Regions from separate parts of the Homo sapiens genome. Here region 2 is linked to region 1. A link is a contact called in ENCODE Hi-C or POLR2A ChIA-PET data. All regions are on one chromosome and are shown on one strand. The core of a region is the stretch at or near the end of the contact, and the rest is flanking DNA. Distances in the headings are between cores, read along the strand shown. Region 1 overlaps ARSB (arylsulfatase B). Region 2 overlaps ARSB (arylsulfatase B).

The links. A loop is a pair of places that touch in the nucleus more often than their neighbours do. ChIA-PET counts read pairs that join two places held with the same protein, here RNA polymerase II (POLR2A). Pooled maps may share reads with other maps.
Region 2: a pooled map shows a loop between it and region 1 (2.3-fold over the local background). The contact joins two enhancer-like sites. A Hi-C loop is called at or near these places in 1 of 168 maps with a recorded cell type or tissue (aorta) and 2 of 50 pooled maps. POLR2A ChIA-PET finds 5 or more read pairs at or near these places in 3 of 52 experiments (activated T-cell and endothelial cell of umbilical vein).

What each region holds. Positions count from the first base shown.
Region 1 is chr5:78,905,666-78,911,025 of GRCh38, forward strand. The region is part of intron 4 of ARSB (arylsulfatase B); the gene reads right to left. Among named protein-coding and RNA genes, the nearest start is that of ARSB, 77 kb to the right of the region's middle. Within about 2 kb of position 3,071, at least 17 of the 41 ENCODE cell types and tissues checked have a DNase peak (open chromatin) inside an H3K27ac peak, as active enhancers do.
Region 2 is chr5:78,827,556-78,832,915 of GRCh38, forward strand. All of the region lies in intron 6 of ARSB (arylsulfatase B), which reads right to left. Among named protein-coding and RNA genes, the nearest start is that of ARSB, 160 kb to the right of the region's middle. Within about 2 kb of position 2,761, at least 8 of the 41 ENCODE cell types and tissues checked have a DNase peak (open chromatin) inside an H3K27ac peak, as active enhancers do.

The DNA.
Region 1 (5,360 bases), core at 1,821-4,320:
TTGGGCCTGTGTGGCATATATGCACTTGGAGGTGAGCCTGGGGCTTAGCTCATACACAGAATCAGGGGATCCTCTTCTCCAGTTCTTCTCTCCCTTTAGATCCTTCAGATCCACCCCCAACCTCCGCTCCAGGGGCCCCTTTATGTGGTTTCTCTGATCAGAAAAACAGGTTTCTGTTAGGTTGTAGTTCCCCATTCTGTCATGCACTTCTGCATAACTGAGGTTGCCTTTGGGAGCAAAGTAGCAAAAAAAAAAAAAAAAAAAAAAAAAAAGAGGAAAATAACAGAGATTATCTCACACTCCGGTCAGAAATGTGGGTCTTCTTTTGAGATTTTAGGTGCCTGCACCCCACCACAACACCAATGCAGATCTTCAACTGGGGCCTGTCTTGGGGTAGAGTTAAGAAAGAAAAGGGAAAGAAAAAGAAAAAACAGTCTGGACACTGTGGCTCACACCAGCCAGGCAACATAGTGTGATCCAATCGCTAACCAAACATAAAAAATTAAAAAAAAAAAAAATTAGCCAAGTGTAGTGGTGCATGACTGCAGTCCCAGCTATTTGGGAAGCTAAGGCAGGAGGATCACTTGAGCCCAGGAGGTAGAGGCTGCAGTGAGCTATGGTTACACCACTGTACTCCAGCCTGGGCAACAGCGTGAGACTCAATCTCAAAAAATTAAAAGAAAAGAAAAAACAAATAAAATAGGAATTCCCCATATTCTTGAGCAAGAGCCCACTTTCCTAGACCTCTGGTTAGAAGTAGGAGGTTTCTCTTGGAGATGTTGCTGCCAGTGCCTGCTGCATAGTTCCATAATTCCATTGGCTCTTAGGTCAAAGCCAAGAGATAGAGGAGAGAAAATAAACCTCCAAAACTCACCACACAAGGGATTCATGAAGCTTTGACTTTATTCCCCATTCTCCATTCACCTGATTTTGTTTTCTTCTCTGTCCCTATTCTTATCATCCCTGCTGTTATATTAGGTTGGTGCAAAAGTAATTGCAGTTTTCGAAAACCTCAATTACTTTAGCACCAACCTAAGTACTTTTAAGAAGCCTCAGATAGTTGCTTTCAGTATTATCCAGAGTTTTTAATCAATGAGAAAGATATTTGTTGACTTCCTCCATCCTGGTGAGCACGGGAAGGTGGTGCCCATGATTTTAATGAGAATGGGCTAAGGGAACTTGTGATACTTGTCTTGATTTTTTTTAAACCTTCATCTGAATTGATACAGGAGCATACTTCATGTCAGGTAAGAATAAAAAAGGAAACAATTATTTGACACACCTTAATTAAGCACCTGCTAGGTGCCCGCTACTCTGGGAAAAGGCAACAGGGGTTCAACACATGGTCCCTGCTTTCGAGGGAGGCAACATCCACAGAAAGCATAGCCTATGTGAAAAAATACAAGACTGTACACAACTAAGGGCAAAAAAGATACAGAGAAAGGAAACAAGGTAAAAACTGGGGAATTAGAGGTGACACGGAGGCCGTTCAAGCCCCCAGCTAGACCTTGATGGAGAAGACAAGGCACTTTCCATCAGAGGGCAAGGGGATGGGGCGGGGTGATTATTATTCCAAAGTTGGCTTTGTACCTTTTTATTACACAGTGAGTTTGTTTTCCCAAAAGGAAAGAAAGAGACTGTTTCTAAGGGCATTTGATCACTCCTGACCCTGTTCTTCCCTCGCCTTCTCTCAACGTGGTGGAAAAGTGTTTCCAGGACTTTGGTTCAGAGTGAGGACTGGAGGCCCAGCCACACTGGAGTGAGTCATGAGATCTTTCCTGGGGAGTCTTGAATTACCACATACAAAACTCTCAGTAACTGTCGGAACTCAGCTGGTTGCTGGTTTTGCTTGCATGCTTTAGCTGCGTTAAAGCACTCGGTAGTTTATTTTTCATATTTTATTTGGGTTAATTCCTAAAAATCACAAAGGCAGCGCCTTCATGCTAGGACAGTATCTATTATATTTTTTAAAATTTTGTTAAGTATTCAGGAAGGCTTTGCGTGGACTGCTCCTGTTAGAAGACAACCACAAAGCGGGGGAGGCCACGGGTAGAGCGGTTGCACAGATGGCAAGTGTAAGCAAATAGCGGCCAAGTCCATTGTGAAGTTTCACTTGCAGCTGTGTGGAAAATACCTATGCTGGTGACTCAATGTCTTTGGATTTCTAGCTTTAAATTACAGCAGAGAAGACTCATTTTCAAGTGCTGAGCATATAGGGAGACTGGCAAATGTGGGCCAGTTTTGAGCCCATCAGTTACCATACACTGCACTACAGAAGGATAATTAAAAGCAGGGGGAAGGGGGAAGTCTTGTGGTAATCAGGGCATCAAGCATGGTACCTGGACAGCTGGCATGGCAACCAACCTGACAGCAATACTGTGTCTATTTCCAATAATAGAAATTTAGCTCCCTTCCAGTGTAGCTGTATGCTGGGGTCTTGATTTTCTTTTCTGGAATGAGGTGTGCGCAGATGCAACGTTATTGCTCACCTGGCCCATCAGAGTCACGTATAAATGGTCAGGCCAGTGACTGTATCATACTTGTGCCTCTCACAGTTTTGTCTGGGAACTCTACCTTGTGTTGTAAAAGACCTTGTGTCCTCTGACCCCCCTCCCCCGACTTCCACTCTCCTCTTGGTCTGCCGCTGGGACTGTATTTTGTCGCTTATCTAACACAAAATAAACAGAACAATCTGGAGCTAATTTAAGTGGTTTACCATATCAGGATACAGCTGGGAAAGATTTTAAGAAAAGGCTCAACAGGAACAATAGCGCTGTGAAGTGGAGCAGCAGCGGAGAGCACAGGAAGGCAGTTTCAGGCAGCCTGGCAGACAGCTGTCAGCCACTCCAATAACAATTCCTGCAGCCAATGAAAACGGGCAGGCTCTGTGCGGGCAGCCTGGCCGGAACACCAACAATGAAAACAAGGGATTAGAGAGCATTCTCAGTTAATGGCTTGAGTGTCAGGGCCACCAGTCTCCCGGGAGCCAGTGCTCCCAACCAGCAAGGACTGGAGAGGAACTGCAGATGAAACAACACTTCATTTCTCTACAACACTGGCCAAGACTTTTTTTTTTTTTTTTGACATGCATGCATCCACGCTGGCTTTATCCTGACTTATGAATCCAGCAAGGCCCACAGAGGAACATCTGGTTTTGACATTAATTTCTTCTACTCTGCAGGATGGTTGGGTTTTTAACTCATTGGGGGCCTTTGGCTAGACCTTGAATTTCCTGGTGCAACTTGACAGAGGTGAGAGGGCTTGAGGGAGTTAAATAAAACTATGTGCTGCCCTTGAAAGGACTTGCAAATGCTTTATATATTAAACAAAGAAACTCCACTTGGATCAAGCTCTTGACAAAGATCCAACCAATTAGGTAAACGGTATAGTCTCGAAAGGCAGTGACATTTCATGCAAGGAATACTGAATTGGAAGCATGGAGACTTGGACTCTTGGTCTACTTCTGTCACTGCAAAAGGTTTCTGGGTCAAAGTTTCCTCACTTAGGACCATGTGCCCTTATCCTCTTCTTCATCATTTCATTTATGATATTAGCTTATGCTCACACATTTTTTTTTCCAGAGAGTACTTGACTTAGTAAAAATTTCCCTCTAACAACAGCAACTTTTGGGTTTATTATAAAGTAATTCCACATGTTTAAGAATAACTTTAAAAAATAATCTGTGTCTGTGTTCTTAAGTTGTAGGGAAAAGAGAGAGAGATCAGACCATTACTGTCTCTATGTAGAAAGGGAAAGACATAAGAAACTCCATTTTGATCTGTACCCTGAACAATTGCTTTGCCCTGAGATGCTGTTAATCTGTAACTTTGCCCCAACCTTGAGCTCACAGAAACATGTGTTGTATGGAATCAAGGTTTAAGGGATCTAGGGCTGTGTGGGATGTGCCTTGTTAACAAAATGTTTACAGGCAGTATGTTTGGTAAAAGTCATCGCCATTCTCCATTCTCGATAAACCAGGGGCACAATGCACTGCAGAAAGCCACAGGGACCTCTGCCCAGGAAAACTGGGTATTATCCAAGGTTTCTCCCCATGTGATAGTCTGAAATATGGCCTTGTGGGATGGGAAAGACCTGACCATCCCCCCAGCCCGAGACCCGTGAAGGGTCTGTGCTGAGGAGGATTAGCAAAAGAGGAAGGCCTCTTGCAGTTGAGATAGAGGAAGGCCACTGTCTCCTGCCTGCCCCTGGGAACTGAATGTCTCGGTATAAAACCCGATTGTACATTTGTTCAATTCTGAGATAGGAGAAAAGCCGCCCTGTGGCGGGAGGCGAGACATGTTGGCAGCAATGCTGCTCTGCTACTCTTTACTCCACTGAGATGTTTGGGTGGAGAGAAGCATAAATGTGGCCTACATGCACATCCAGGCATAGTACCTTCCCTTGAACTTATTTGTGACACAGATTCCTTTGCTCACATGTTTTCTTGCTGACCTTCTCCCCACTATCACCCTGTTCTCCTGCCGCATTCCTCTTGCTGAGATAGTGAAAATAGTAATCAATAAATACTGAGGAAACCCGGGGACCGGTGCCGGTGCAGGTCCTCTGTATGCTAAGCACCGGTCTCCTGGGCCCGCTGTTCTTTCTCTATACTTTGTCTCTGTGTCTTATTTCTTTTCTCAGTCTCTCGTCCCACCCGATGAGAAATACCCACAGGTGTGGAGGGGCTGGCCCCCTTCATAAAGTAAGAAGAATGTCATCTGAAGGTCCAATAAAAATAAACAAATGAAGAAGTAGAAATTAATGTTGTATTAGTCACTGCCCCATCTATTGTTACATCACATCATAATACATCATTGAAATAGCATTGATTATTAAAGTTTCCATGATAATAGAATGTAAGACTAAATTTTCAGTGTAAAAATAAGAGAGATATGGATAGGTCTTCTAAAAGCAGAAAAGAAGATGAAAACTTCTAAAGGATAAAAAGATGGGTAGGATTGGGAAATATCCCCTTTAGAAATAGAACATCTCTTCTATTTCTAGACCAAGTAAGTTCAGACAACGATTACTTCAAAAATATCTGAGCACACTAAAAAAATTTTTAAAAATCCAACTATCTGAAAATATAAAATCTCTCTAGAACAGCTCTCAAGCAATAGTGTGTCGAATCACCTAGAAGTCTTGTGAAAACAGACTGCTGGGAACCATCTCCAGAGCTTCTGGTCCAGAAAGGGGCCTGAGAATTTGCCTTTCTAACAAGTTTCCAGGTGATAGTGATATTGCTGCTCCTGGGACCATACTTAGAGAACTATTGCTCCAGAAAGAGATTTAATGGCTAATACAATAAAGTCAAGTGATCTTACTCTGTATTTTTGTTGTTGTTGTTCTTTTAAATCAAC
Region 2 (5,360 bases), core at 1,511-4,010, 78 kb before region 1:
GGATTCCAAGGATAATCCAGCAATATCATTTTTAGTAAAAACCAGCCTACAAAGGAAAATTTATATTTTACTCATATGACTGAATCAGGCCCACCCAGGACTTCCTCTTGGTTGAGGCACTTAAGGATATGGGACTTGGATTACATCTATCAAGTCCTTTCAGGCAGTGCCTAAACCAGCCTTTGTTTGGATAATTGGGAGAGAAATGGCTAGACTTTGACTAGGGCTGTCATTCCAAAGAATTCTGGGACCCACAGTCCTAACGGCAAAACAAGAGTCTCTACAAATAAACTTCCACAATTTCTGATTTTTTTTTTTTTTTACTTCACTGAGAGTTTCCGGTCAAACAGGAAGTGCTGAAACCCCAGCATCTATATAACCACCTGTGGAATTAGCAGATTTTTCTTTATTTTGGGATTAAAATAGTGCAGACACAAAGGGACTTTCCTGTGGACAACAGCAATAGCTGTTTTAAAAATTCTACAAACTAAGAATAGGAGGGAGTTTTCTTACACTGATAAAGAGTATAAAAAAAATCTGCAATCGATATCATACTGAACGGTGAAATGTTGAAAGCTCTCCCTAAATAGAAATAGAAAAAGCCCACCAAAATATTAACAATGCTTATTTCTGGGTAGCAGAATAATAGGTTTAGGGTGATTTTTTTTGTGTGTATTTTTAAAAATTTTGAGCTTTTCTGTATTTTTAAAAATTTCTTGCACCACCCCCCCATCTATTATTTGTACAAAAGGAGCTTCCCTGCTGCATACAGGATGAAATCCCATCTCCTTAGTGTGACATATTGTCCTTGTTTAGCTTTCCCATCTCTTCTTTCATGCCTCCCCTTTGTCCCCCAAATAGGCTCACACACCTTTTGCTCACAGCCTTTTCTATTTCCTTTGATGGTCTTTTCCACCTAGGAACTCTTTGAGGTTCAGTGGAGGTGAAAGAGGGCCTGAGTGTTTTAGCCCTCCTTCACTCTCATAGCAACTATCAGACTCCATGGAAATGATCTGACAATTAAGTACAACTTGTAACGTCTCTACCACCATAGCTTTCAACTGTTATCTGATTTTCTTTTAACTTTTTGTATGTTCTTGTTCTCTCCAACTAGGTTATAAGCGACTTGTTGTATTTTTCATGAAGTCTAGGGCAACACAGCAGGTATTTGTGGTAGCAGAATAATGGCCCCCTAAAGATATCCACGTCCCAATCCCCAGGACCTGTGAATATGTTAGGTTACACGGCAAAGGGGCATTCAGGCTGCAGATGGAATTAAGATTGCTAATCAGCTGACTTTCAAATAGGGAGGTGATTCTAGATTATTTATCCAGGTGGGCCCAATGTTATCACAAGAGTCCAGAAAAGTTGAAGAAGGAGGCAGAACAGGTCAGACAAGATGAGATGATGGAAGCCAGGTTCAAAGAATGTGCTAGAAAAGGACCCAACCTTCCATTGCTGGCTTTGAAGATGGAGGAAGGAGGCCATGGGCCAAGGAATGTAGGCAGCCTCTAGAAGCAGGAAAAGGCAAGGAAATGGGATGTCCCCTCAGCCTTTGGAAGGGACTGCAGCCCTGCCAATCGGTACCCTGGATTTAGTCCAGTGAGACCCATGTCAGACTTCTGACCTACAGAACTGAAAACATTCAAAAAATACGAAAATAGAGTGATGGTTAAGTATTGGTTGTTTTAAGCCATTGAGTTTATGGTAATTTGTTTGATCAGTGATAGAAAACTAATAGTGTTAAATATTCTTTTCCTTCATTCACATTAAAATCAAGAAAGATAAAACTAAAGTTGTTGAAGTAATGGACAAATTTAAAGATATCCTTTTTGAGAACACCTTTCCTAATCACTCCCAAATGCTGTCACTTCTTCATTTGTCCTTACTGCTTATATTATATCACTTATCATTTGTTCTACTTTATTTTATAACTGTGTTAATATCCTTTCCTGGGCATATGTTTTCCTCTGATTCAAAAGAATCTTTAGAAGCAGGGGCCATATACTCATTCCCTAGGTATTTTCTGCCAGAGGTAACAGACTTCAGTCTATAAATGCCTGATTACTAACATCTTACATTATGGGTTACTAAACAGGCCGTTTAGTCTGTTTTCAACAACGTCCCAGAAATGTTTTCAAAAGTTTTATTTCAGCCTTATACACAAGCACCCTAAAACCCCTAAAAATTCTGACAAGATCAATAAATATTTACAAAATAGATTTACTTTGTAAATTTTAATTTCATTGGATATGTTCCCTAAAATTTTATGAGGTTTTATGTTTTTACAGAATTTTATGGTAGACTCTTTCAAGAAAGATGGATATATTTATCTTTACAGATGGTAAGACTGGGGAACTGAGGTAGGAGAATGACTGGTCCAGACTGGGAGAGGAAAAAAGGAGTCTGGACACCACCAAATCTTTACCAGACCTGGGGAGGCTCCAGGGTGGAAGACGGAAGGGGCGGAGCCACTGGACCTGAGAGGGACTGTTTGGAAGTTAGTCTGCTTTTGTGTTGAAATTCAAAATCAGCATAGAACCTTTAATCAACTATAATTAACAGGCTACACTTGGAAGCTATGGCTAAAATTTCTAGGCTGTACCAGAATTAAAGAAAAGTAAGCAAATAAATAAATGGTCAGTTGGACATGAGACAGTTTGGCATCAAAGTAACCCTGGGGAAAAAAAAACAAACGCTGATGTACAAATGGAGTTATGGGCCACTAACCACGTGGTGCTGTAGAGAAGGGATCTGGTGAGGCAGCTGGCCCTTCATCAAATGGCCTAACTCCAGATGCAGGGCCAGGCCAAGTCCTTCAGGTCAGCTTCTGTGATCTGGCTCAGAGAAGCCCTAGAAAATGTTGCTTACCCTGATTTCTCCAAACATAAAATTGGGGCAGCGGGATTTGCCATTTCTGCGTAGCCTAGGCCAGTGGTGAGAGTTAATTAGTGTTTTTAAAGTGCTGTGGATTTGGTTTGGTTTGTGTATTTTCTCGGGATGAAAGCCAGGATGCCAGCACCAAGTGTTAACAGTGAAGGTTTCATGCGTGCTCCTTGAGATGTGCTGTGTGAAGTGGGGTGGAGGGGATACGAGGCTTGTGGGACTGCCTTTGGCATCAAAAAGGCCACATTTCCAAACAGACTTTAGTGCTCCCCAAAGCGGAGGGGGCAGACTAGAAGCCTTTGAAAATTAAAAAGGAGAAAGCTATCTGTGTTTTGGCTCTGTGATTGAGGGCATGTAGCAACCCACACCAAGGAAAATTTGACGAGCTGCTAAAGACAAATATTGGCAACTAGAGACGACACAAAATTCTAACTGCTCTGACCTAGTACAGGCAGGCACGGAAGCAGCAACTCCCACTCTATAAGAACCCAGCAGATTTCAGATATTCCATGCTTACCGGAACCCTCCTTGGAGGTGGTTTTCACAAATAAAGCTTTATGGCTTTATTCCTGATTAAGGAAGTCACATGTGCTCATAATTTAAAATTAAAACTAGAGAAATACATAAAGTGAAAAGTGCAACTTTCCCACCCTGCCCCAATCGTAGCAGCCAGAATGTAATTGTTGTTCACTGTTGTTTGGACATATTTACAGGAGATATTGTTATAATCGTTCCCAACGTATAGGTGATGAAACAGATGGCTGGAAGAACTTACCCACAAGCTCACAGGAAATAAGTCAGAGCTGGTATTGAATAAAACCCAGGGCTTTCTGGCACCCCCAAACTCTACCTGTTTTACTAGGTGACACTGCCCACCCCACACACAGCTCCCTCATCCCCCCAGCACCCTCCAGTGGAGTGAATACAAGGCACTGACAGGGCTTCCATGACTAGCTCTACAAGCAGAAGCTACCACCATCTGCAGAGTCAGATTACATGTGAATCTAGCAAGGCTAATGTGACTACTCGACCCATTTTTCCAGCCTCCTTTAAATGAGTCATGTCCCATCAACATGCTATTATATAGGTGAGATGATCGTAACTCATATCTGGGTGCCCTTCTCCCACAAGACAAGGGTAGGACACAAAGCGATGAGACCTGCGAAATCAGTAGGACATGATGTACATGCCGGGTCTGAACAGCCCTGAGTTCCAGCTCTGATATTTAACAGCATGCATGACCTGGTGCCTCAGTTTCTTCACTTGGATTATAAAGAGTGAACAAACTGCCAAGGGGCCCTTAGCCTCTGGCATTCTATGCAATGCTGAGCAATCTGTAGCAGGGTGAGCCCCATGCATTCCCCCTAACTCTTGATTCTGCTTAATATCTAATTTCAGGCTGAAAGAAAGATGCCTCTGTGTCACTACTTCTCTAATAGACCCAAAAAGAAATAAAAATGCCTTGAAAATGATGTATGAAATTACTATTGTTCTCATTAGACTGATTCTAATCGAATCAGCTGATGATAAATTATTCATTTATTAGCGTGCATTCTTTCAATATGTATTAATCTCTTATACATAAGACACCGAGAGAACTATACAATGAAGCCTTGCTCTCCTTATAGCTCCGGATGGGGAAAACACGTGAATATAAATACTGCACTATGAGGCAGCAAGAGCTCACCGTCCTGGGAAGCTCCAGAGAAACTCAAGGGACTCAAGTTCAAAAGAATCAGAGAGGGCTTCACGGAGGAGTAGGAATGTGCACTGAACTCTACAGAAGGCGCAGGGCAACAAGGGAGATAAACAGGACTGAAGGAGGGCATTGCAATGGTGCTGAATGGTGGGCGTTGTAGGAGGGCTTGCTAGTGGACAGCTGGGAACCACCAACAGCCTTCCAGCAGGGTGGGGAGAGGCTGTGTCCATGCCCTCTTCCAGACTCTTCCAGACTGGGTTTTAGCCAGACCTTTAGGTTTGGCTTTAGCTTAACTGATCTCGAGTATTTATAACAGTACCTCATGCATCCCAGGCCATCATCGTTTATTTATTTACTGAATAAACAATCTTGGAAATGGCAACATAATACTGGGAAATGGCTCTGAATGTCGCTCTGAGGAGGAAACAGGGAGCAGCTCCAAGCATTCCAACCTGGACGACTCTTGGATCTCAAGCATGGATTTGGCAATTGCACCACAGAAAATGTGTGTGTGAGAGAGGAGAGGGTGGGAAGAAGGCTGTTCTTTCACCCTATAATCAGGAGCAGAAATAACATCTCATTAGAAACTTTAAAGAGAAGAGGGCCTTTAAATGAAATAGTAACAAAGCTGTATGGAATCACTTTGAAGAGCTGGCCTTTGGTGGGGTGGAAAATGCTAACATCTGTCACTGCCCTTCATCTATAATCAAGCTTCTACCAGCAGAATGTGTGTGTCTCCTGTGTGTGCGTACGTTTTAAATATATACACCTATGT